Linked DNA regions of Homo sapiens: all the other regions are linked to region 3. Evidence: chromatin loops called from intact Hi-C (ENCODE). Cell type or tissue: CD14-positive monocyte. All regions are shown on one strand. Region 1 overlaps VAV3 (vav guanine nucleotide exchange factor 3). Region 2 overlaps VAV3 (vav guanine nucleotide exchange factor 3). Region 3 has its middle 15 kb from the start of LINC02785. Region 4 has its middle 61 kb from the start of LINC02785. Region 5 has its middle 44 kb from the start of LINC02785. Region 6 overlaps VAV3 (vav guanine nucleotide exchange factor 3).

Region 1 (4,000 bases), 270 kb after region 3:
TAAATCATTGCTGTTTATATACACTGAAATGTTACACAGCACTAAAATGAATAAAGTAGATGTATACATATGACATGACTCTGCTTTATTGTTAATGACAAAAGCATGCTGTAGAAAAATCTGTATAATAGGAATACATTACTTAATAAAGCAAAGGAAAAAAGAAAAACTCTGCCAGAGTCATACCAGATTTTTAGCTATGGTCCCATTTAGGCAGAAGAGAGAGGAGAGGTGTGAAGGGCATCTTTTATGTATTACTGTATTATTTCAGCCTGACAAAGTAAACATGTATTCTTTTGAAATATATATATATATATATTTGAGATAGGGTCTTGCTCTGTCACCCAGGCTGGAGTGCAGTGGCACTATCTCAGCTCACTGCAAGCCCCACCTCCCAGGTTCACACCATTCTCCTGCCTCAGCCTCCCAAGTAGCTGGGACTACAGGTGCCCGCCACCATGCCTGGCTAATTTTTTTTTTTTTTTTTTGTATTTTTAGTAGAGATAGGGTTTCACTGTGTTGGCCAGGATGGTCTCGATCTCCTGATCTCGTGATCTGCCCGCCTCAGCCTCCCAAAGTGCTGGGATTACAGGCGTGAGCCACCAGGCCTGGCCTGAAATATTTTTAAAAGCCAATAAATTTTCATTTTAAATGAGGTGATAGATGCTACGGTGGAGTTATGTCCGGGGTCCTATGGGGACACAAAGGGGACACAGACCATGGGCCAGAGAAGGCTCCGTGGAGGAGTGGGTGGCCTCACTGGGTTCAGGATGGTACATGTCCACCATGTAGAAGACACAGAGAGAACAAGGGCTTCTTGCTTGGAAGCATCCTGGAGGCTTTTCTGGTAGGCGGCCTTGGGGCTGTCCACCTCCAGAGCCTTAACAGCTAGCCCAGGTCATCCTGGGTTCTTCTTCCCTTAGCCCTCACAGAGCATCAGCTACTATTCCTGAACACTCCTCCCATTTCCACTACTTTCCTGTCTACTGCAGCCATCTTGGTTCCAGTGCCTCACCTCTCACTTGGGTGGTTGAGACAGCCCCCTCAGTTGGTCTCCTGGCCCCTTCTCTGTTCCCTATGTCCTCTACCCCAGTCTGCCCTTCACTTTGCTTTAAAAAGGCAGTTTTGACCCTGTGATTGTCCTTTCCACACTTTCTCAATGGTCCTTCCTAGCTTCTGGAATATAAGCCACCCTTCTAAAGCAGATTTGCAGAACCCTTTGTCTACCTTTCCCACCTGCCTCACAAAGTAGCTCTTATTTATGCTATCCAGGATGATTTTCATTTCTTTACAGATGCCACTCTTCTTACTCACCAAAGGATAGACAAAGGGAAAGAAAGAAAATTCATGACATGGATTTACTCTAGTTGATTGTTGGCCTATTGACCTGCAGGTATTGTTACTAGCTATGTCTGTTTCTGGGAGTTAATGTATCTCAGAATTTCCTATTATTTTGTGGTAACAAGTTAGAAATTAATATATTGCAGGAAAACAGTCTTCTTAGTGTCCTTGGAGATGTTTTCTTTTGTAAAAATTCTTGAATGGATGTTTCCAGTGGCAGGTCAGAATCCCCACAAAGAGGATTTAAGAATCTGGCATTAGTTTGTATACTTGTCTATTCCAAATCCGGATACGCTTCGCCTTTATAGAATACACATTGTTCTAAAAACACCGCATTGACTAAACAGTCTTTATTTGCTTTGGCTAAACTTAGAGTTAACGGATGGACTCAGTGTACAATAGCATAGACACAAAACTGAGTGCCAGTTCTCACTCACTTTGGGATACACTGCATGCTGTCTTTCCATTCCTCCTCATTTGCTGCATTTGTATATTTGTTATTTTTCTGTTAGTGAATAGTAATAAATAACTCCTGTTAAGCAGAAAATAGGAGTTGGTCTCAGCTTGTTGATTTTCAGAAATGTTTGTCCTTATAAAACACATTCAATTCAGGACTAAACTAATAGACTATCATCTGGCTCCCTCTGGTGGACACTCATGAAAAAAATCAAGCTATAGTTTTCTGAAAGAGGCGGTGTGTAGGGGAGGGGTTGTCATTTTTCTGGTTTTTGGTGGGGGAAAAGGAATAGAAAATGCATTCTGATTTTGTAGATACATCATAGTTATTATAGAAAATATCCTCAAGGAGTAAAATGCATTGCTATATAAAATACATAATAGAATAGCAATAATAAAAGACATAACCGTAGTACTGCTATTGCTATTTTTCTTGTTATTAAGTAGTGATATATGCTGGGACCACAGTGTAAAGTAGAATCAGAGGCAGATTTCACCCCATAGCTTTCTAACAGTGATATATTAGGATAAGATGCATGCTAAAGTAAAGCAATGTAGTTAATTCAAGGGTCTGGATACTGTACTGATTATTCCAGAACCTCCCCAAAGTTAGACTTTTCGCTTAATAGTGAATAATTTTGGTATTTTAGCAAGTGACTATTTTTATTTTGAATTAGTTATTTTTGATAAATTTATTAGTATTTGTTCATTCTTGATCTTCTGAGTTTACAAACTCACTGACAATGTTTTATCTTTATTATGGGGAATTAATCAATATCAAGTTTTATCTGATTGGTTGTATATGTTTTGACATTAGATGTTCGACATAGTTGACCAGGAAGAAATTGCATGAAGGGTTTCAATTGTATTTTCTTTTCTTTTTCTAGTCTCACAGCAGGGGGCTACGGTTAGAATATACAATTTTGGGGTCAGTAAATTAGCTCATCTAGTCACCATGTCCTTTGCTTCTTTCTAACCCTTTAGAACTATCCTAAAGAGTTTTGCTCCCTTCTCTTTTGTTTATGTAACAAATTTTCTTAATTTTTTAAAAATTAACAAATAAAAATTATATGTATTGATCTGTGCAACATGTTGGTTTGAAATATGTATACATTGTGGAATGGTTAACTGGAGCTAATTAACATATGTATTGCATCACATCTTTTTTATTTTATTGTGGTGAGAACGCTTAAAATGTAACCTTTTTGCAGTTTTCAAGAATGTAATACATTGTCGTCATCTATATGTAATTCAATTAAATGTTATCTTTGTATAATAACTTTATTTTACATGATAATAAAAATTCACATTTACTGAGTTAAGCATATGATAGGCATGATCTCATTTAATTCTTTTAGTAACTCCATGAAGCAGTTAGCTATTATCTGCATTTTACAGAGGCTAGTAAAGGTGAGCATAGCTGAAAACTTGTGAGTCAGGGCTCCAGGTATTCTTACTCCAAAGCCAGGAGTTTCTAACTACAACCATATATATATATGGTACCAGTTCCTGAAGTGGGTGAGATATAAGTGTATGTGTGGCTGGTACTCTCATGAACCTTCTACAGAGTACTGGAGAGACTTCATTTTTATGTTCCTGTCTCTGAAGTAAGGAATTAGATTACCTTAATTTAGAAACAGATTTTTGCCTTTTCTCGCTTTTTACTATCATTCTGAATAAGCCTCATGTAGAACCTCTTTAAGTTGTGTTTGTTAAAATTTTGAGAGTTAGGATGCATTATATCTATTATCATAAAAATAAACTTTATGGCCGGGCACAGTGGTTCACACCTGTAATCCCAGCACTTTGGGAGGCCAAGGCAGGTGGGTCACTTGAGGCCAGGAGTCCGAGACCAGCCTGGCCGACATAGCGAAACTGCATCTCTACTAAAAATACAAACATTAGCCAGGCATGGTGGTGTGTGCCTGTAATCCCAGCTACTTGAGAGGCTGAGGCATGACAATCACTTGAACCTGGGAGGCAGAGGTTGTAGTGAGCCAAGATCGCACCACTGTACTCCAGCCTGCACAACAGAGTGAGACTCTGTCTCAAAAAAGAAACAAACAAGAATAGACTTTATGAGAAAAATACATTTTAGATAAATGGCTTTCTCACTAAGTCTTCGAAAGAGACAATCTTAGGACAAAAGATTGAAGGAAGGGTAAAGTTGCTAGCAGAGTATATTTAACATTTAGATTTAAGT
Region 2 (4,000 bases), 110 kb after region 3:
TTCCCTAGCCCCCCAAAAAACCCACCCCTGTGGTCCTGATAGTTTCCTCCCTTGAGAATCTAGATCCCTAAGACACTCCTGCCTCTCGCCTTCTTGGTCCCATCTGGCGGCTCCTTCCTCCTCAGCTTTCCTTGAGTTTAGGGCTGGCCCTTGACCTTAGTGCCTGAAGGATAGAAGGTGGGGACATTTCTCGAAGTTGGTTAGCCTGTTTTCTGGCTCGGGGATCGCCTCCTCTTCTGTAGGGTAATTGTTTCCCATTTTCATTCTTACCCTTCCCACCACCTGTTTATATATGAAGGGTCAAGAATACCTATAGCCCTGAGTCCATCCTCCCTGGCTCCCCAAGAAGGTTAGGCTTGATTCCATGCCAGGCATGTTGAGAAGACTGCAGACATGCTCTGTGTGACAGAGTGCATTTTATGATGCTTCAAAGCAAGGAGGCAAAGATAAAATGATTTCATTTTTCTATTTTCAGCTTTTTTGAGTTGAGGGTTGCTGGCCTATGAACTTGATCACAAGAGCCTTATTTATTTGGAAAAATGTATTCTAAATTCTAAGGACTAGACATGTTAGTGTACTACATTCTAAAATTTTTCTTAAATTGGGGCCTACCTATAGTGTATAGATATTAATGCAGTCATTATATTGTGTTAATAATTGGGACTACAAGCCTTAACCAGAGTCTTAGAATTTTATGAATTTTAATTTATAATTTTATTTTAAGGGTGCCACTAGAAACCTTGTGATTAACTTTAAGGGCTTTTTGGCTGTAATGACTGTAATTAGGATAATTATGCATACTTTCTTTAGCATTGTGTCAACATGATAGTGAGGGCATAAACAGCCAAGAAGCAGTTATAGGTATTCCCTGCTCATTTTGCATTCATCACACATTCATTGAATGTTTTGTACTTATCTCAAATAGTAGAGGATACCAATGGTGTAAGTTTAAGAATTACATGGTTCTTGTCCTCCAGAAACCATGGAGTCCAGCAGGAAGGAAATGACATACTGGTATTTGGCAGGCAGAGATGGAAGTTTGGTTTGAAGAAAACCTTTTGTGCTGATGTTACAGCTGCTGCAGTCACTAGCCACATTCATTGTGCAAAGGCTGGAGGATTCCACAGTCAGCATGGAAGGGACCAATTAGTCATGCGTGGGTTTCATCCTTGCCTCTATAAGAAGTAACATCTCAATAGTCATGGTGGTGTTTTGAATTTAAATAATCACACATTATTTCTTGGTATGTTTTTCAGATCGCCAAATATTGTGGTTTTGTGTCACATGTGCATTATTTGTTAAAACAGGATTATGGTGTGAATGATGGAGCTGTTTTTTTGGGGTGGCGGTGGAGGGTGTTATGTTTAGACTGTCACTCTTGCTAGGCATCCTTTGCCTGACTGTGTGTAAGGTGTGGCAATCTCAGTAGTCACATTGGCCCTCCCATTTCCCGTAGTCTTTGGAAATCTGACCGGCAGCATTGAGAAGTAAGTAAAAGGGGTGCCCTCTCAGATGTCCCTTCCTTTTAAGGAATGATGTGTATCAAATCACAAGATCGGTCGGGGAAGGAGCAGCGTGACACAGGTGTATCTTTTCTGTGGTTTGCGATGAGGCATAAGTGCATAAATTCCAACCAGGAAAGGAAGTGCAGGGAATTCTACTCTCAGGACATCCTTATGGTCCTGACAACTTCTTTGGCAATGTCAGCAGCCCTTGGCATTTTGTCATGCATTCTTCTCCAACTTGAAATTCAGGCTTAGTGCATGCAGTATGCCACAGTCAGGCTTGTGGCTACTCCAGGAGGGGAGCTGTGACTCATTCTTGAGTCACTTGGCCAGCTTTGGTTTCAATTAAGCAAATGAATGAAAACAATTAAAAACAGAAGTTGCCGACTAAGGCTAATAAAAGGGCAGCAGTAATTTTTGTCTACTGTCACTGTTGTTTCTCTAGATTGTCATATCTTTAAAAACTCGGTAAGACAAATCTGTTAGTGTTTGATTTTAGATTTCTTGTTTATAATCTAAAAATCAGACCCAGAATCTGATTTACCTTTTTGGTTCTAATCTAGTTATATTGTAATTCTAACACTATGCACAACTAATTTATATATTAAATATAGAATTTTTCATTGGCTAAATGCACTTTCCTCAAATTTGTAAGAGGTTTTCCACTATTCAAAAGTGTTACATGTTGCATTAAGTCATTGTTGATTATTCAAATTATTTTCAGATTTATTTTCCAAGTACTAAAAAAAATTGTGGGTGTATTTTCAGGATGTTTTATCTATCAATTCATATTTTTGAGCCCCTCCTCTCCCTTCTCAATTCACATTTTAAAAATTATTAGTTCATCAAATCTAGGAACTGTAATAATGTCCTACGTTTACTTTTCTCCCCAAATCATAAAATTTCAGTAAAGTTTCCAAAAGGGGCATAAATGTGTCCTCATCTCTCACACACTGAAAAGCAAAATTCTTCAACTGATGGGGTATTTTCACCTCTTTGATGTCTGTGTGCCTCTGTCATCGGTGTAGTTCAGAGCCTTATCTCCCTTCCATTAGACCATCACCTGATATACCATGGTTTCTTTCATCTCCTTGTCATTGTAATAGGAACACCTTTCCCTTTGCTGGTTAACTCCTATTTCTCTGCAAAATACAGCATAGGTAATGGCCTTGGTTGGCCTGTCTGTTTTTGGTGCCTCTCCTGTGTGCCTCCCTAGCACTTCCCCTTTGTCATGGTGCACACCACTGCACCCTATTGTCCCTTTGCCTCTGCCTACCTTGCTGTGAACTTATTCAGGTCACGGATGGTTTCTTACTCATTTCTGTAACTGCAATGAGTAAGTGAGTGAATGAAATGTTCATCCTCATTCTGATGGGGAAACTTATTTCTAATTTTAGGGACTGAGGACCAAATTTGTGTATTTGTCAGACCTGGCTTTTCATTTTCTCCAACCACTGAACATTTCAGTGCTCGTAACACTGTAGGAGAGAGTAGACCCTGTGGTCTCTGTGCAGTAGGTGCTGCTGCTCCTTTCTTCCTGGAGAATTATATATTTACTTCTTTGATATACCTTATCACTGTGAATTTTATTTGCTGACTGGCAGTGTAAACTCTGGCTTTCTAGAGGTTTATCTTAGGAAGAACTCAATATTTATTCACTTGAATGAAATCAAATAACATTTGGCTTAATTGCTTTAAAATGAAGGAATAATTAGAAGCAACTGCTTTGCTTTGGAGAACTGTAGGAAACTGTAATCTTACAGCTGTAATTGCCCCCAAATGGAGAAGACCTTAGGAATTTATGTTGAAAGTAGAACACTGCCAATTGTTCTCATTGGCAAATTGGCTGATATGAATGTTTGCCAACCGGAAACTTGCCCCATCAGTTCGCGTAATCTGTGGGAGGTGAATATATTTTATGAAGAAAAGTGATAGAGGGAAATTAGAGGCTATTGTTACTAGTGTGTGATGGGTTCATGTACTACCAACTCTTCTCCTCAAAGCTGCAGATAGCCTGGTCGTGCAAGAATTTGTTTCTTGTAGCACGTCTCCTCTCATTTGCCTCGCTGTGCCGCTATATTTTGTTTAGCATGTGCTTTTCTCTTAATAACAACACAGTGATTCACAAAATTCCCCAGAGTGTGTGTTCAGTCTGAAATTTTCTGAATGTGATATTTGAAAATGCTAAATACAGCATATAATTAAAATTTCAGTGGTTAAGTTTTCATCATAACTTATTTTTGGAACTAAGAGTTTCCTTTTCGAGACTTTTGATGTGTAAGAAGGGTACAGTTTTTAACAGAGCTACCTGTGTTTGTTAGAACTATACTTTTTTGGTTAGAACTATACTTTTCATAGGAGCCGTTCCTCCTGGAGACACATCTTTGTCTGAAATATTTAGGAATTCTTAAGTAATTGTTGCTAATACTCATCTTAGTTAAATGGCTTAAAAAACAATTCCACATATGAAGGATGCACACACACATACACATAGC
Region 3 (4,000 bases):
ATATAAACCACTCTAGGGAGAAAAAGGGAGGGGAGAGGGTCTGCTCTCATTCTTCCTGTGCACGCATCTGACATAAGCGTCACTTGTAAGTCACTTGTGGAGCACTCGCTGCTCTTTCAGAAGCCTAGGGTACTTTGCTTCCCAAGGCAGCCATTCCTTTCCTTCTCAAATTCAATTAAATCAGCCCTAATGAGTGGCTGCACACAATGAGAGTTCTTGTTTACATAACGCAGGGAATAATAATGAGCCAACATCAATTAGGATTGTTACGGCAAATCAGAAAAATTGATTTGCCGCCTCGACAGCAGGCAGATTTCTGCTTTCAGAAACTAAGTCTCAGACTTGAACCTCAAGCTCCCTCTTGCAGAGAGAGAGGCTGTGGTCTCTGTTCATTGCTGTGAAGCAGACATTTAAGAGCAGAGTACCACTAAGTTTTTCCTTTGTTCTACTACTGGCTTGTTTCAATTTAGCCAATCATGATTCACTATTTTTCTGGCTGTTGCCACTACTGAGTTTTCTGAATAAACACAGACAACCAAATTTTAACCACATTGATAAAATACTGCTTTTTTTTTTTTAATCTGTAGGCAAAGGGCCATGGCAGTAGTCAGAGGGTTTTACATGCAGATCATGTTTATCCTTTGATCATCTGTCATTTTGTTAGAAGAAAGCATATGCCATCCTTTGCTCTGTTTTTAAAATAGATTCGGAGGAAGTGAGGAATTAATCTTAACCTTAAACACATTGAGCCCAGTATTTCCTATCCAACTGTAGAATGCACTATCTAGTTTCCTACACCTCGCCCTTGCTAAGTTTAGGTTCTTCGGGCCAGCTGTTAAGAAGGAAAAGAAGGGGGAGGGGAGCAGTGCTTTAGATGGGCAAGGCATTTCACTGACCATTATCAATCCTGGCGTATTTCCTCACTCCTCCATCCCCCATTCCCCACAGTGACAGAACCAAGCGAGACCAGAGCCAGTGACCCTTGTGATTTTTCAGACATTTGTTCCCAAAAGGGATTGGCATGAATCTCTTTCTCACTGTGTTCCACTTTGGCATTATGTGCTGTGCTATGAACACTGAAAATTAGCCCATCAACAGTGCATATCTTGACCATCTCAGTACTCTCTAGAAAAGCAAAGTCTCACCTTACTTTTTAAGTGTTGTTGCCACGAAAGGAAGCTGGGTATCATCCACTCACCTCCTCCCCACAGCAGGTAGAGCAGCAGGATGCAGGAGCAGCAGCATTTGGAGAATTTGTCTTTTAAGATTCTTCTTCATTAGATTAACACTACTCACATGACTGATTTGCAGACAATCCAGTCAACATTCTTCAACTTTTAAGGACAATTAAACATTAGCTATTGTAGATGGTGGACACTTAGAGGCTATGTGTCTTCGTCTTGACACGCTCAGTGCTGAACACCCTGACCTGGCTCATGAGGACGGTTCAATAAATGCTTCTTGAATTGAACTTGTGTTAGTATCTAAGTCCCCCTTCCCAGTGCATTTCAGTGGAGGGGTTGCTCTTGCCCTGTTTTTTTTCACCCTCTTCAGCCTGCTGCCTACTCATTTCCTATGCCTATTGCCTGGACACCGCCCTTCCTCTGCCAGAGCAGGCTTCTGCTTTCCACATAAGTACAGACAGAATCAGAGCACACTTGGCAATATCTGCATGCTGCTGGGTCCCACGACACAGAGACATGGTGAAGCCTAGTGACAATGAAATGAACAGTGTAAAGGAAGACTAACTAGGGAAAACATGTATCCAATGAAATCAACATTTACATTTTCCCTTTTTAATAAAAATTTTAAAACAAAAGGTAGGAGAGATTAATACAATGAACACTCATGTACCCATCATCCAGCTTCAACAACCATCAACATTTTTGCTAATTTGTTTTATTTATGAACTCTTCCAATTCTGTGTGTGTGTGTGAGAGAGAGAGAAACCAGTGAGACTTTGCCTTTACAGTGTCCTATATATTCCCCTATATTTAAGCAAAAATAAAATTTCATAAGGAAAAACGTTATTGTTGAGTCTTTTGTTGTGATGCCCTATTTTTAGGTCCTGGGACTACAGGTTCCAGAATGTTTCAATTAAATGCTAGTAATGCTGAAAACAGCCTTTTCCAAGGCCTCCTGTCCCCTGCATCAGTGGAGTTCAGCCACTTCCTTCTGTTTGATAGAATTCTTAGACGTGTCCCTGGTGGCTGCTGGTGGAACTCCTGCTGCTTTGTTGGTCTGCCTGCTGCTGGCACCCACACGCTGCAAGTACAAGCTTCCTTTGGTCATTTGAGACTATTGGAGCTCAAATTTTTCTTAATTGCTGTATTTTCAATGAATGTCCTTTTGTCGCAGTGCAATGACCCATTTTTTTTCAACCACAGAGCTGATGGAGCTGGGCTGCCAAGTCACATCGGGGAATGACTCAGAGAAGGGAGTAGTGGGCAGCAGCCCGCACACACTATAACTTGGGCAGTGCTCATTTTTATGGAGCACTTTCATTTGATTTTGTTCTGTTACTGATGCCATTGAGAAAGATGAGGTGATATCATCTGTTTTGATTTACATGCTCATAAAATAATGAAAAATAAAATGAAGTCCAGAAAATTACCAAACCATCTCATGAAAATTACTCCTTGACCAAATGCCATTCCATGATTCCCATGATTAAGCAACGGAATTTGAATGAATCAGAAGAGAATAAGCCTTGTTTTCATTATATACATGGGGGCATGTTTGCCCCCAGGTCCTTCCCTTGTCCTTCTTTGCAGGCTGTATTTCCCTCACTTCTCTGCCACTTAGCTTCCTGTTGGGTTCAGCTAGTGGCAAGATTGAAGTACAGGAGGAAGGGGTGAGCCGGATGGATCCATTTCCTATTGTTGCTGTACCAAATTACCACAAACTTAATGGCTTAAACAACACAAATGTATTATCTTATAGTTTTGGCAGTCAGAAATCTGAAATAAGTCCTATGAGACTAAGAGTGTCAGCAGAGCTGCATTCCTTCTGGAGGCTCTAGGGCAGAACCCATTTCCTTTCCTTGTCCAACACCTAGGGGCTGTCTGCATTCCTTGGCTTGTGACCACATCACTCTAACTTCTGCACATTGTCTTCTCTAATTCTGACCCTCCTTCCTCCCCTCTTATAAGGACACTTGTGATTACATTGGTCCTACCCCAAAAATGTGGGATAAGCTCCCCATCAGAAGAGCCTTAACCTAATCACATCTGAAAAGCCCCTTTTGCCGTGTAAGATAACATATTCACAGGTGCCAGAGATTAGAATGTGGACGTCTTGAGGGGGAGATTATCCTCCTTACCACACCAGGTATTTCTCCTCCTCCATGTTCAATGTCACCTGGGCCCTTGGTCTCTGGTAAGTCTCCTCCTTTCTTGTGCTTATAGCCTAGGGGTGGCAGTGGCTTCCTACTATTGCCAACCTCTGGGTTGCCTCACTGTTCCCAGTTGGCTAATCTGCTTCTTTTGTCACCCGTGTAACAAATTCCCTGCATCACATTTCCTTTGTTTGAAAGGCTGAAAGTTTTCTGCTTTCCTGGTTTGGCTCTGATGAGATGAAGTGAGGTGATGATGCCGGGGTACTGGTGGTCTCCACTGGAGATTGGGGAGGGGAACACATGTGGCACCTCAGACTGTTGGGAAGTTATGTCAGGATTAACAGAGGCCCAGCCCTCCCTTTGACAAGAGCTCTTTCCCTCTCTTGCCCTCTCAGGCCAGGATGTACAAGCAAGGCAGAGCTGTCAGAAGGAGGGCTAAGGGTGAACCATCTGAGGTACACCACGACTCGAATTTAGACCTGTTCAGCATCTTAATGCAGGTAGAAATAATTCTCTCACTGAAGATTCTGTACAATGCTAAAAGACAATTAAAGAGAACCTGGCAAAAGCTTTTGTGGGAAGAGGCTTGACTTCCCAATGGAATACTTGAATTTAAGTTCTTCCATTTACCCTCTGCATGGTCTTGAACAAATCGTCTAGTCC
Region 4 (4,000 bases), 76 kb before region 3:
AGAGGTCAAGGAAAAACACTAATGTGAAACAAGGGCAAAAGGTGCAAGAAAATTAAAAGGCAGTTAATAACTTCAGGAAAAATTAAAAAGCTCTAATATAAACGAAATGTGGCTGGGTGTGGCGGCTCATGCCTATATAATCCCAGCACTTTGAGAAGCTGAAGTGGGCAGATCGCTTGAGGCTAGGAGTTTGAGACCAGCCTTGGTAACGTAGCAAAACCCCATCTGTACGAAAAATATAAAAATTAGCTGGGCATGGTGGCCTGTGCTTGTAGTCCCAGCTATTGAGGGGAGAGCAGCTAAGGTGGGAGGATTGCTTGAGCCTGGGAGGTCAGGCTGCAGTGAGCTGTGATTGTGCCACTGCACTCCAGCCTGGGCAACAGAGCGAGACCCTGTCTCAAAAAAAAAAAAAAAGAAATGTAATTATAGTGAACACTAGCTCGGCAGTGAAAAATACTGCAAAGTCACATCATCAATGTGCTTTCAAAATCAAACTGTAGGCCTAAATATAGCTATAGAAGAATGTAAACAAGGAAGCAAATGTAATCAGAAGCTGAGCAGTAGGAGAGAGGAGGTGGGGTGAAAAGGGAAGGATGAGGAAGGTGGGGGTGTGCAAGGCTCTTGCTTACCTGGGTACCCGACAGGTGAGATGGCTGTAGCAGACACTGGCAGTTCCCTGCCCACACACCTGGCCCTGACCACGGCTGCACAAGGCAGCTCTGTGTGCAATTGCCAGCATCTGCTTTGGTGTTGCTCTTGGTGCTGGAGCTTACTTGCTGCCCATGTGACAGGAGCAGCTCTAAACCAGTGGTCGTGAGCTCTGTTTCGCACTGGCTCCCATTTCTACACTGGGTCTGGTGCAGGTGCCTATGGTGGCAGCTGGTGTGATGATTTGCCCTTTACTGATGGCCTTCTCCTCATCTTACTTTCCCATCCTGTCCTTGAATCATCCATTTCAGGATCTGCCTCTGAAAGAACCCAAACTAAGGCAGTCAATCCACCACAGACAGACAAGGAAATAGAAGCAGAGCGTTTTATTTAGAGATTATGGAGGAAAATACGAAAAGAAGCAACTAACAGAACTGCAGGTCATTACCTCTAGGGACCAAGACTAGAGGTGGGAAGGGGCGGAAGAGGAGACCATGCTTTTAAATATATGCATGGCATGTGCTACTTTAATATAATTAAAAACAATCACTTAAAGCAAATTGGAACAGTGTAACAAATGAAATCAAATGAAATCAAAAGGAGAGAGCACAAATATATCTGAGTAACTTGGTCTGTCCCCCAGCCCCCTTAATGTTGTTACCTGAATATGTCAATTGTTGTCAAAAGACAAGCATAAACTGAAATCGATTATTGTATGGATCTGAACCGATGGAAAATATTCTCTGTACAGCAATTTTAAAAGTATAATGGTAATCACTGTGTTAGGGATTAAGTATACTTCCCACCCTGTGTTTTTGCCATTGTATAGGAAAAATCATGCAGAATACATTGATAATCACTGTAGAAATGAGATGAGATTTATTAACTAAAACACTTAGCACTTCACCTGGCACTACTTTATGAAGAAGCACTTTGTATAGGGCACTATGTGTAGTTTATATATATAAAGAAACATTTGTGTATTGGGTTTGAATGTTACTTGTTGTTGTTGAATATTCTTCTGCTAGTCCACCCTGTCCCTGATGGAAGCTATGCCCCCGGATCAGAAACGCTTGATGCTCAAGCGGTCCTGGGAAACCACTATTGCAAGTAACTGTCAGTGCCCTCTACTTTCCACTAGATGGCAGACTTCCCCCAGCTCTGTGGACGGCAGATACCCAGGAGAGGAGGACAGAGCTTCAGATCTTTGCTTTCTCCCTTTCCCTTGACCTGGAAAATCACTGGGCTGCCTCTGAGGCCAGATTTAGATTTCCTGCACAAGCCATCATTACCTTGTTTAGAGGAGTGAAATTAGGGTCGACCTGTCCTGTCATTCCAGGACAGAAGGTGACAAATAAGGTCCTTTATGTGTAGCACTGAGGAGAAGGGCTTGTTCTTAATTTTTAAGATATTTTCCAAAAATAGAAAAATTCTGTTTTACAAGTCAAATAAGAAATGATTGAAAAACAAGTATCACTGTTCATATACAGAGTCGTAGGTAAATGTTCAGATACAAAAATTGTGACCATAGAGCATATTTTTGGATATTTGTTTTCATAGTGTGATGAATATTTTTGTTTGCTTAAAATTATTTCAGAAGTATAATCATAATTCAAGCTTGAAATACAAGAGTGGTAAAATGAGAGCAAAAATAAACAAGTAATAAAACGCACCACAAAATTTCTGACTCCATTCCCTTTTAGGGATTTCTTTTTTTACAAGAGTTATTTTTATTGATTTGTGTGACACACTGGCTGACACGTTTTAAAATAAATAAACTTTGGGTTTCAGATGAACACAGTTTGCATGCTGTCTCTCTGGAACAATACACATCAGAGGAAGAAGTTAATAGGAAAATCAGGCAACCCAAACTGTGTTTTTTAGGTTAATCAGGAATTTCCTTCAATTCTAGTAAACAGGTGGAAATAGAAATTTTGAGCTGAGAAAAGTAGGAATCAGGACGTGGAAGGGAAAAGCTGGGTTCTGCTGCGGTGATGTGGGTGACCCTTCATGATGAGCCAGCTGTCTATTCTCCCAGCTCTCTCCCGGCGGTAGGAACTGAGAAGAGGCGCCCCTCGCTGCAGGCCCTTTGATGCCTCTCCTCTCCCCTGTCCTTTCACCCCCGACTCTGTGAGTTGCTTTTAGATATCGTTCTTTACTTACCAATTGTCTCTTTCTCCCCTGCTTGTTAACGTATCATGAAAAAACTGTGACGTGATGACCCCCCATGAATGCCTCTGGAGGAAAAGTGCTAGAAAATTTAAAAAGAAAATTAAGGTGATAAAACTGGCCTCATTAATCTGTTAAACTCCTTCAACATTGCCAAAAACAGAGGTGAGCTTCTCAGCTCAGTTTCCCCAAAATTCACAGAAAAAATTACTGTGCTTGAAAAGAAAACACAGCGGGCCAGGCGCAGTGGCTCATGCCTATGACTCTAGCACTTTAGAAGGCCACGGTCAGAGAACTGCTTGAACCTAGGAGTTTGAGACCAGCCTGGGAACATAGTAAGACCTCATCTCTACAAAAAAAGGAGCAAAAATTAACCAGGTGTGGTGGTGCATGCCTGTAGTCCCAAGCTACAGGCTGGGAGGCAGAGGCAGGAGGATCACTTGAGCCCAGGAGGTAGAGGTTACAGTGAGCTGAGAGGGCATCACTGCACTGCAGCCTGGGCAACAGAGTGAGACCCCATCCCCTCCCCACAAAAAGAAAAGAAAAACACAGAGGATGTAAAATGGAGCTGAGATAGTGATATTCTGCCCAATATTTTAGGCAGTGCTGGGATTTTCTCACTAAATGATCAATATTGAAAACTAAAATATTTTATTAAAATGAGAAAAAATTATCAAAGTGAAGATTAAAATTATAAGGCTCATTCAAAGAGACGAGGGTGTACTTATATAATCTCCCAGTTTTAACTGCAAGATGTTTCATGACTTATGATGGGGTCATGTCACATCCTGATAAACCCATAGTAAGTCGAAAATAGCATAAGCCAAAAACGCATTTAATACCCCAATAAACCAATCATGAAGCTGAAAATCGTAAATCAAACCGTCACTAAGTTGGGGACTGTCTGTATTGTTTACTTTAATATTTTGGAAAGTTTTTTAGTGTGTGATACCAAAATCTACTTGACATTTAAGCACTGATTAACGCTAATGATTTTCACTGGGTCTTTTTTAAGCCCTAGCACAGCTGTTTGAAAACTTGGCTGAACATTAGAACCACCTGGGCGGGAGCTGGGGTTAGCTTTTAAAACTCTCAGGTCATATCCCAGACCAATTAAAGCAGAATCTCTGGGGTGGGACACAGGCACCAGTATTTTTAAAATTCCCCCAGGTGATTCCAACTG
Region 5 (4,000 bases), 58 kb before region 3:
GTCAGGGAGGCCTCCCTTTATTATTATTATAATAAAGCTATCTGATTCCTTTTTTTCTCAATGTTCTAAACTATTGGCCCCTGGTTATCAAAATCCCAACCTAAAATGGGATTCATTTCCAAGGAAAGAGAAATAGAATCTTTTCCTATAGGAACGTTTAAATTTGCTTAACAAATATTTATTGGTGAATACTAAGAATATTTATTGGCTCTAGGTGCTGGATATATTGTGGTGATCAAATCCAGCATTATGGAGGTAATAGTCCAGCATTTGTGTGTGTGTGTGTGTGGGTGTGGTGGTGGTGCTGGTGGTGGGGGAGGAGGGGAGTTGGTAGCGGGTGATTCCCCAATTAATTCATTACAAATGTTAAAGAATTTTACCATGGAGGAAAAGTGCTACAAGAGTCATTGTTGCTACTCAGCCAGATTAGCCTGCTCTCATATAGCCTTCCCACACCCCATTTCCCACAAGGCCTAGGGTACGCATGCAAAGTGAGTCTGAGCAATATCCTTCGTCACAAGGGAGATAGGCTAATAGTGATTCTCGGTTACAGAAATATCTTTAATGAGATATGTCAAATTGTCAAAATTAAGAGATGAGGGAACAACTGCCAAAGAAAAATTAAAAAAGAAATTGCATCAAGGAAATAATTGCTGAATAACCCCACACTGTCCTATTCTTTTAAGAATATGAACAGAAACACTGTTTTCGGTCTTTGAGAGTTTGGAGTGGGTGTTGGACTCCTCTCAGAAGTCTGGAACAGTTATTGAGCAACTCTACAACACAAGAGTGTGGAAAGAGGGACCAAAGAGCCAGGGAGAACCCCGTGTTCAAGAGTATTCTTACAATATCTCCAGTAATTAGAGATTTGTCTTGTTAACAACCTATTATTAGGGTTAAAGCTGTTAGCAATTTATTTGTTTAGGGTAAATTGCAGGTTTTGAAAGGTAATCTCTTTCCAAGTCCTGGAGAAGATAATCAGCATTGGGATAACAGGAATTTGAGTTGAGGAATTGAGGAGGTCCTATTACTATTCCATGGTATTTAGAGGAAGGACACGACTGCTTAAAGTTGTACCCCTATTAGTTGGCAGAGTTGGAATTGGAACCCAGGATGTTCTGATTGCAGAGTTGATGCTTTAGTTTTATGGAGCACGTCTGGAAAAATAGGGCTGGTGGTATGGTGCAGGGGGAGGAAGACCCAGAATCTGGTGAGAGTGGGATGGAATAATAAAGACACATTAATGTTATAAATTATTATTAGTATACAGATAGCTATAGTATATTGGGTACCTACTCTTTGCAACCTATAGGAGAAGAAAAATAATTTTCCCTCTACCTTTCTAAATTCTCAGCTGGGCCCCTGTAACAAAGGACAGATTGATAAGAGAAAAACAGCAGTTTATTAACATGTATATCACATATGTAACCCATAGGAGTACCCAGAGATGAGTAACTCAAAGGTTTGGTTAGAACTTGAGTTTTTACAAAATCTTAGCAAAAGGACAACTCATTTTTAGTGATAGACAAAGGAAAAGGATCTTGAGTCTCTAGGGGAAGCAAATTGTGGGATGGCAAATATATGGTAAACTAATAGCAGATGAAGGCTGGTTACTAAAATTTGTTGTATAGATTCCTCTGGTGCCATCCCTAGGCTGATAAAAGTTTAAATTTGCCCTCTCTGGGAGAGAGGGGAGGAGGGATACCTTTGTAAATTTATGTCCTGCTTTGTGGCAAATAGGAGGAGGGCAGAGAGCTTTTCTTGTGTCTGTTTCTTCTCAGCTGCCTTTAGCTCAAAATAATTCTTATGCCAAAGTGACATATTTTGGAGAGGCATATTTTGATCTCCTACAAGCCCATCTTATATATATCATATTATTAACCCTCTCAACAACTCTAGGAGGGCTGTATGATCCCCATTTTACAGATGGAAAAAGTAAGGCTGAGAGAAGTTGCATGAAATTCTCTTAGCCACACATCTCCAAAGTCCAGAAAGCAGCCTGATTGCCAGGCAAAGTAAGATCACCTGATTTCCTTCTTACCAGGGCCACAAATTGCTGGTGCTGTTTAGAGAGGGACATGTTCTTAGAACTAGAAGTTGCTTCAACATTGTAATTCTGTCAAAAAAAAAAAAAAAACTGCCTTGGGAAGCAGTTGAGACTCCAAAACTATAATTTTATTAGCTTATTTTCCTACTTTGAATTTGTTACATTAATATGTCGAATTAACCCAGAGCCACATGTAGAGTTTAATTTGTATGTCTTCCTTGGGGAATTCTGGGCCTATTGCAGAAATTCACTTCCACATGTAGCCCTGGACCCTGGAGGGTAAGATAGGGAGGAGTTGCAGGAGGCGCCTCAGATGGAGTCCTGTGGTCCCTGGGCTTCCTGGGAGTGGCCTAGCCTGGCTGTGCGTCAGTTCTGTGTCATCTTCTCCAGACTCTTGATTCCTCTCAGAACAGCATGGAAATCCCCAAGTCACTTAGTGCTACTCTCAAAGTCACCAGAAGACACCTCGTCCCAAAATCATTCAGGAGCATAAGCCCCTGGAAGGCTGGATGACACTGTAAGGCTGTTTTTAGAAATGTAATAACCTGTTTGCCACTTGTATGTCTTCTTTTGAGAAATGTCTATTCAAATCTTTTGCCCATTTTTTGATTGGATAATTGGATTTTTTCCTATAGAGTTATTTGAATCCCTTATATATTCTGATGGAACACATCATATACCACAAAAATATATATACCTACTATGTACCCACAAAAGTTATAAAAAATAATAATTTTTTTAAAAAATGTGGTAACCTCCTGAGCTATAATAATCTGTGCTATGGAAGCTTTTCAGGGAGACTGAGCCGGGGGCCCTGAGTCTCAGGATGGGCTCATGAGTTTTTTTTGCTGGGGGCTGCGGTGAAGGGGCTCCTAGCACTCTTGCTACTCATGCCAGAGCCTAATTTTCCTTTGTGCTCTGTTTACCACCTCCATTTCTTTTTCATGGACTCCCAAGAAAGTCCTGGTTCTCTTGCCATATTACTCAAGTCCTAGGAAGAGGATTGGGTTCACTATTTTCCCTTGGTGTATAAATATAAATTAAATGCCAAGAGTGATGCTGGGCCATACTCACAGATTTGGTAGCTTAATTAACTGTGTTTTCTGGAAATGGAATTAGGCATGCTAATAAGACCTTAAGTCAAACAAGCCAGGCTGACTGATGAAAAAGGGCTTTGCTGACAACTTCATTAAATATATATAAGGAAGTGAGTTAAGCATTTCAGCAGAAAGGAAATCCAGGAGACAGTGGGCAGGAAATAATAGGAGCACCAGCACGGCTTAGAGATAAATGAACAAGAAAAGCAGAGTTCTGAGGATGAGAATAATTGGCTTTGGCTTGGATGTATGCCATTATAGAGAATTAATGAGGCTTTGTTTATACACTCATTACAAAATATTTATGGAGCTATTTCTCCATCCAGGTGCTGTACTAGACAATGGAAAACGGGATGAAGAACAAGATCTACTGCATACCCTTTTGGTACTTCCAAGTGTAATGGACTAACATTATTGGTATTTTGTAGACAACCGTAGCTGTTTGGCAGTTTGGGCAAATTAAATTACTAATATTTTTATTTTAAAAAATCACTATTTTTGAAATATGCAGTCAAAGGTGTCTAAAACTCAAGCATACAGTTTAATAAAAAATCATAAAACAAATACCTGAATAGCTATGTCTCAGCTTAGAAACAGAATATTACTAAACTTTAGAAGGCTCCTGGGACCCCTGTCCCAGTTTAATTCATTTCCCAGCCCCCACCCAAACGTAACTCCCCTGAAATTTCTGTTAGCTATTCTCTTCCTATGGCTGTTTTCCTTTTGTATGTTTCTCTGGACAATATTTTGGAAATCTTAAAGTACGTAAGTGAATCTAAAGATCATTTTATTAACTTCATTATAATATTAACTCTTTCCGTCCAAGAATATGACAGATCTCTCCTTTGTTTAGGTC
Region 6 (4,000 bases), 170 kb after region 3:
ACAACTTGATATAAGAAAGCAATGAAACAAATATTATTGTAATTATTAATTATGTTGAAAGGAAACATGAACCAATTTGAAGGGACTCCCAGTGGCCAAACGTGGGACAATATGAGCATTAAAAAAATAATGATGGCAATTGATTATTACAAAAATAGAAAAAAAGGGAGGTCAGGGGAAGCTTTTTTTCTGTTTTTTGACAAAAGAATACTAGCGTGTAAGTAAGAAAAGAATGATAGAGTTAGAAAAATCACTATTTTAAAGTCTCATATGGAATAATTAAAGCAAGGATGATCAAGGAATACTAATCCCATTGTGAAAAATTATTGGGAAATAGGACAGCCACATGGTACCACATCTTCACCCCTGGGTTACTTACTGCTATAAAGGGGGGACATGTACCTTTACAGTAGAGAGATGTGGCAGTAACCATCTTAACTAAATGATTGAGTTTAGCCTCAGTAATGATGGGACACCCTAACATTTTGTGTCTTCTGATGTGATGAAATATGAAGTTCACAGTATGAAGTACTTTTATCAGAACTGTTTAATTTGAATCTAGATTTAGCTTTCAGTTCACAGGAAATACAAGTGAAAGAATAATAGGTTTAATGATACCATGAAGAAACAACCAAACAAATGCAGAATTTAGGACATTTTGTAAGACAACCAGCCTGGACTCTTCAAAAAGTCAATGTCATTAAAGAAGAATAAAGGCAAAAGTATTTTTAGATTAAAAGATACTGACTAAAAGATAAAACTGCCAAATGCAGTGGGTAAAACATGACTGGATCCTAGTACTAAAAGTGGGCAATTGAGGAAATTTGAATATGGAATGGATATTAGATAATATGAAATTATTGTTAATTTTCTTAGATATAATGGTATTGTTGATCTGTAGGAAAAATGTCCTTATTCCTGGGAGTTGCAGGTAGAGTCAGAGTATTTAGGAGTCAAGTGTTATCTGTAATTCATTTTCAAATAGCTGAACATAATACATTTATAAATATATAAAGGGTATAGGTGCAAAAGCATATATGGCACTATGTTGCAATTGTTGCATGTAGATGGAATGTTCATTGTATTCTTTCAACTTTTGTTCTGAAATTCAAAAAAATAAAATAAATAAACTGGAAAAAAAATCAGTTTGGTAAAAGCAAAGCAAAAGTCCTGGAGTGGACTGCTGGCAGGCTGGCAGCCTCACTTCCTCTATTCCTCAGCTCTGTTCCTATATGTGCACAGAGCCACACACTTGTGAGCATTGAGTGAAGTGTGAGCCTAGTGAATAACACTAGGCTCGCACTAGACTCAGCACTAATTTAGTCAAATTTTGGAGCAGTGGGAAAATCTCCTGATAAATTTAACAGAGAAGCTTGAGGAAGAGCTTTGTCTTGTTCATTTTTAACATTTCCAGTATGTGTAATGTTGTAGGAATTCAAAAACTGAAAAATACATAAATAAAGGGGTGACCAAATTTGAGGATTGCCTGGAAAAGTGAGAGTATATAAGTGACTTTCAAATTCAGTAAATATTTGTGGAATTTAGTAGATCTGAACTAGTTAAGGGACAAGTAAGTTTAAGATGAATTCCAGAAGTAAGGGGAAGGCCTCTTTTTAAATCTTCTGTGCATGCAATATTTCATATTGTTTTAACTTTTAGTAATAATACTTGCTTTTCTGAATTAGTGATCAAAGCACTTTATGGAAGTCTTCTGCAGCTTTCCCTACAGGTGGGGAAAGTTTGAGTTTGGTGGGAAATCTTCAGAGCGTGGTGTGTGCAATTATGCTTTGTTCCTTGGTGAGCTATGAGTCAGGCACTTAATTATGTAAACGATATTGCAAGAGAGCAGTTGCATAATCCCCAAGAGAGTAATTATTATCTGTCTTGGTAGAATACAAGGCTTTTAATCTGTAAATAAGCAATTCTATGTGGAAGAGCTACATGCAGAGTGATTCTGTGTCTTAAAGGTCTCTTATGAATTTTTTAAAGTGAAAGCAGTAACTGCATGTGCTGATTACCTGCTGCCTTTGTGTTTCAAAGGGTTTATGATGCTTCCCTTGTGGTTTTAATCCCTCCTGAAATATTTAAGCCTCTGAGAATGATTCCCGTGAAGGGTAAAGTGTGTCTAAGTTAAGCCTATGAATAATCCAAATGTTTCAAATGTATTAATAGATGAAGTAAAAAAAGATATGCTTTCTGCAAATTAAAAAAACAAACCAAGATAAACAAAACAATGAATTAAGACATTGGCAACACTTTTAAAAAAGCAAAGATACAATAATTAGCTAATACGTTGCTCACTTTTTGATGGTTAGTAGGTTTTTTTCCATTTTTTTAAACTTTATTTTGGTATAACTTACATATAATAAAATGCATCTATTTAAAGTTTTCACATGTATATTTTTAAAAAAATATGTGCCACTGCAGTTAGGGTATGTGTGTATTTTGCTTAGGTGGATCTGAGTCTTTTAGACACTGAAAGCAAATTTTAACTTTTGTTTTTTTAAGTAGTCAGTAGTGTCTGCCTTCCCTCCTATCTCCCTGTTATAGTGTGGATGAGTTGACCATGCTCTTCTCTAAGGTCAGCTGCTGCACTTAAACACTTGATCTCTCCCCACTTCACCTAATCAGGACTACATTTGGGGAACTGTCCTTCTCTGCTTTGTTACCAGCTTTCCCCTCTCTATCAGGTTATTCCCATCAAAACAGAAACATGTCTCGACATCTTCTGCTGTTTCTTAAAACTCTTGACCATTTCTCTGTTCTCCTCTGCAGCAAAACTCAGGAGTCTATATTCTGTCTTCACTTCCTTTTCTCTCTTTGTCTCTGAAACCAACTCCAAGAGGCCTTTCATCCCACTCCTCCATATAGAGCCTGCTTTTGTCAAGGTACCCGTGACTTTCACACTGCCAGAATCCATGGGCAGTGTTGACCAATCCGTTGGTCTAAATCCTATTTGGCCGTCTGCAGCATCTGATATAGTTTTTCACTCCCTTCATCTAGAAACACATTCTTTACTTGGCTTCAGGAAAACCCTATCTCCTGGTTTTCCTACTTCCTAACTGGTCACTCTTACTAAGACTCCTTTGTGAGCTCCTCCTCTTTTCCTGATCCTTTAAAGTTTCCTGGCTCAGGTACTCTCCTCTTCTTTGCTCTATTCCACAGTCATTTCAGCCAGTGTCATGGTTAACAGTCCTCTGTACACTAAAGACTCCCATATTTCTGTCTGAAGTACACACCTATCCCCTGGACTCCACACTTATTGGATGACTAATAGGCCTCTCAGATTTAACACAGTCAAAAAGTGACCACACTCTGGTCTTCCCACAGTTGTCTCTCACCTGGGTTATTGCAAGAGCCTTATGTCTGGTTTTCCTGCCTCCACCCTAGCTCCGGCCCCTTTCACTCTATATTCAGCACAACAGGCCAAAAAGACCTTTTTAAACCATCAGATTATGTCCTCCTTTTGGCCAAGGCCTCCAATGACCTCCCATATCAGTCAGAGTAAAAACTGTCCCATAAAGATCTTCATCATCTGACCCCACTAGCTTTCCATCTTTCCTCCTTTTCCCCCCATTACTCACTCTGCCTTGCTGCACTGACCCCTTTCTCAGACACGCTCAGAGGCCTCTATGTCAGGGCCTTGGTATGGAACACTTCTTTAGTCTGGGCTGTTGTGTGCTACGGTTCTCCATGGCTTGCTCCTTTTGCACCTCAGATCTCTGCTCCACCATCCTCTTCTCTGTGAGACCTTCTCTAACCATCCTGTTTAAGTTCCCCCACCCAGCCCCACCAACTCTCCTGATCCCTCCTCCAGGTTTTATTTTTCTCTATTGCACTTACCACCATATGAAAGTAAAAATACTTGCTTATTTGTGTTTGTTGCTTTGTCTGTTTTGTCTGTCTTTTCATATTAGAATGTAAGTTTCATGAGGGTAGAAATTGCCTTGGTCACAGCTGTATCACCTGTGCCTGAGAGAGACTGCAGGCTCGGTCAGTA

Evidence for each region. Hi-C counts contacts between places; a loop is a spot of excess contacts. Peaks named below come from ENCODE experiments on the same cell type or tissue, not always from the same donor. Only the 100,000 strongest peaks of a DNase experiment are listed, where the experiment ranks them.
Region 1: a loop joins it to region 3, with 2.9 times the contacts of the local background. A loop is called at or near these places in 8 of 110 quality-filtered maps.
Region 2: a loop joins it to region 3, with 3 times the contacts of the local background. A loop is called at or near these places in 4 of 110 quality-filtered maps.
Region 4: a loop joins it to region 3, with 2.4 times the contacts of the local background. A loop is called at or near these places in 14 of 110 quality-filtered maps.
Region 5: it touches region 3 in a loop (1.8-fold over the local background); 9 of 110 quality-filtered maps call a loop at or near these places.
Region 6: it touches region 3 in a loop (2.3-fold over the local background); 3 of 110 quality-filtered maps call a loop at or near these places.

Annotation. Positions count from the first base shown.
Region 1 is chr1:107,780,381-107,784,380 of GRCh38, reverse strand. All of the region lies in intron 2 of VAV3 (vav guanine nucleotide exchange factor 3), which reads left to right. Among named protein-coding and RNA genes, the nearest start is that of MIR7852, 110 kb to the left of the region's middle. In CD14-positive monocyte, CTCF peaks have their summits at 1,780 and 1,981 (motif pointing left); a DNase peak (open chromatin) is centred at 1,990.
Region 2 is chr1:107,934,437-107,938,436 of GRCh38, reverse strand. The region is part of intron 1 of VAV3 (vav guanine nucleotide exchange factor 3); the gene reads left to right. Among named protein-coding and RNA genes, the nearest start is that of VAV3-AS1, 28 kb to the left of the region's middle. RefSeq lists an enhancer at 1,625-2,161. In CD14-positive monocyte, no CTCF peak of the experiment used is centred here; DNase peaks (open chromatin) are centred at 1,106, 1,436, 1,796 and 2,786; H3K4me3 peaks cover 1,379 bases; H3K27ac peaks cover 4,000 bases.
Region 3 is chr1:108,047,934-108,051,933 of GRCh38, reverse strand. No RefSeq gene overlaps it. Among named protein-coding and RNA genes, the nearest start is that of LINC02785, 15 kb to the left of the region's middle. In CD14-positive monocyte, CTCF peaks have their summits at 1,994 and 2,201; DNase peaks (open chromatin) are centred at 1,603, 2,413 and 3,443; H3K4me3 peaks cover 2,951 bases; H3K27ac peaks cover 3,766 bases.
Region 4 is chr1:108,123,508-108,127,507 of GRCh38, reverse strand. No RefSeq gene overlaps it. Among named protein-coding and RNA genes, the nearest start is that of LINC02785, 61 kb to the right of the region's middle. RefSeq lists a silencer at 1,639-1,778. In CD14-positive monocyte, CTCF peaks have their summits at 1,591 and 1,791 (motif pointing right); a DNase peak (open chromatin) is centred at 1,797.
Region 5 is chr1:108,106,252-108,110,251 of GRCh38, reverse strand. No RefSeq gene overlaps it. Among named protein-coding and RNA genes, the nearest start is that of LINC02785, 44 kb to the right of the region's middle. RefSeq lists an enhancer at 1,794-2,993. In CD14-positive monocyte, no CTCF peak of the experiment used is centred here; a DNase peak (open chromatin) is centred at 2,421.
Region 6 is chr1:107,875,160-107,879,159 of GRCh38, reverse strand. All of the region lies in intron 1 of VAV3 (vav guanine nucleotide exchange factor 3), which reads left to right. Among named protein-coding and RNA genes, the nearest start is that of MIR7852, 20 kb to the left of the region's middle. In CD14-positive monocyte, no CTCF peak of the experiment used is centred here; DNase peaks (open chromatin) are centred at 1,219 and 1,809; H3K4me3 peaks cover 2,195 bases; H3K27ac peaks cover 2,820 bases.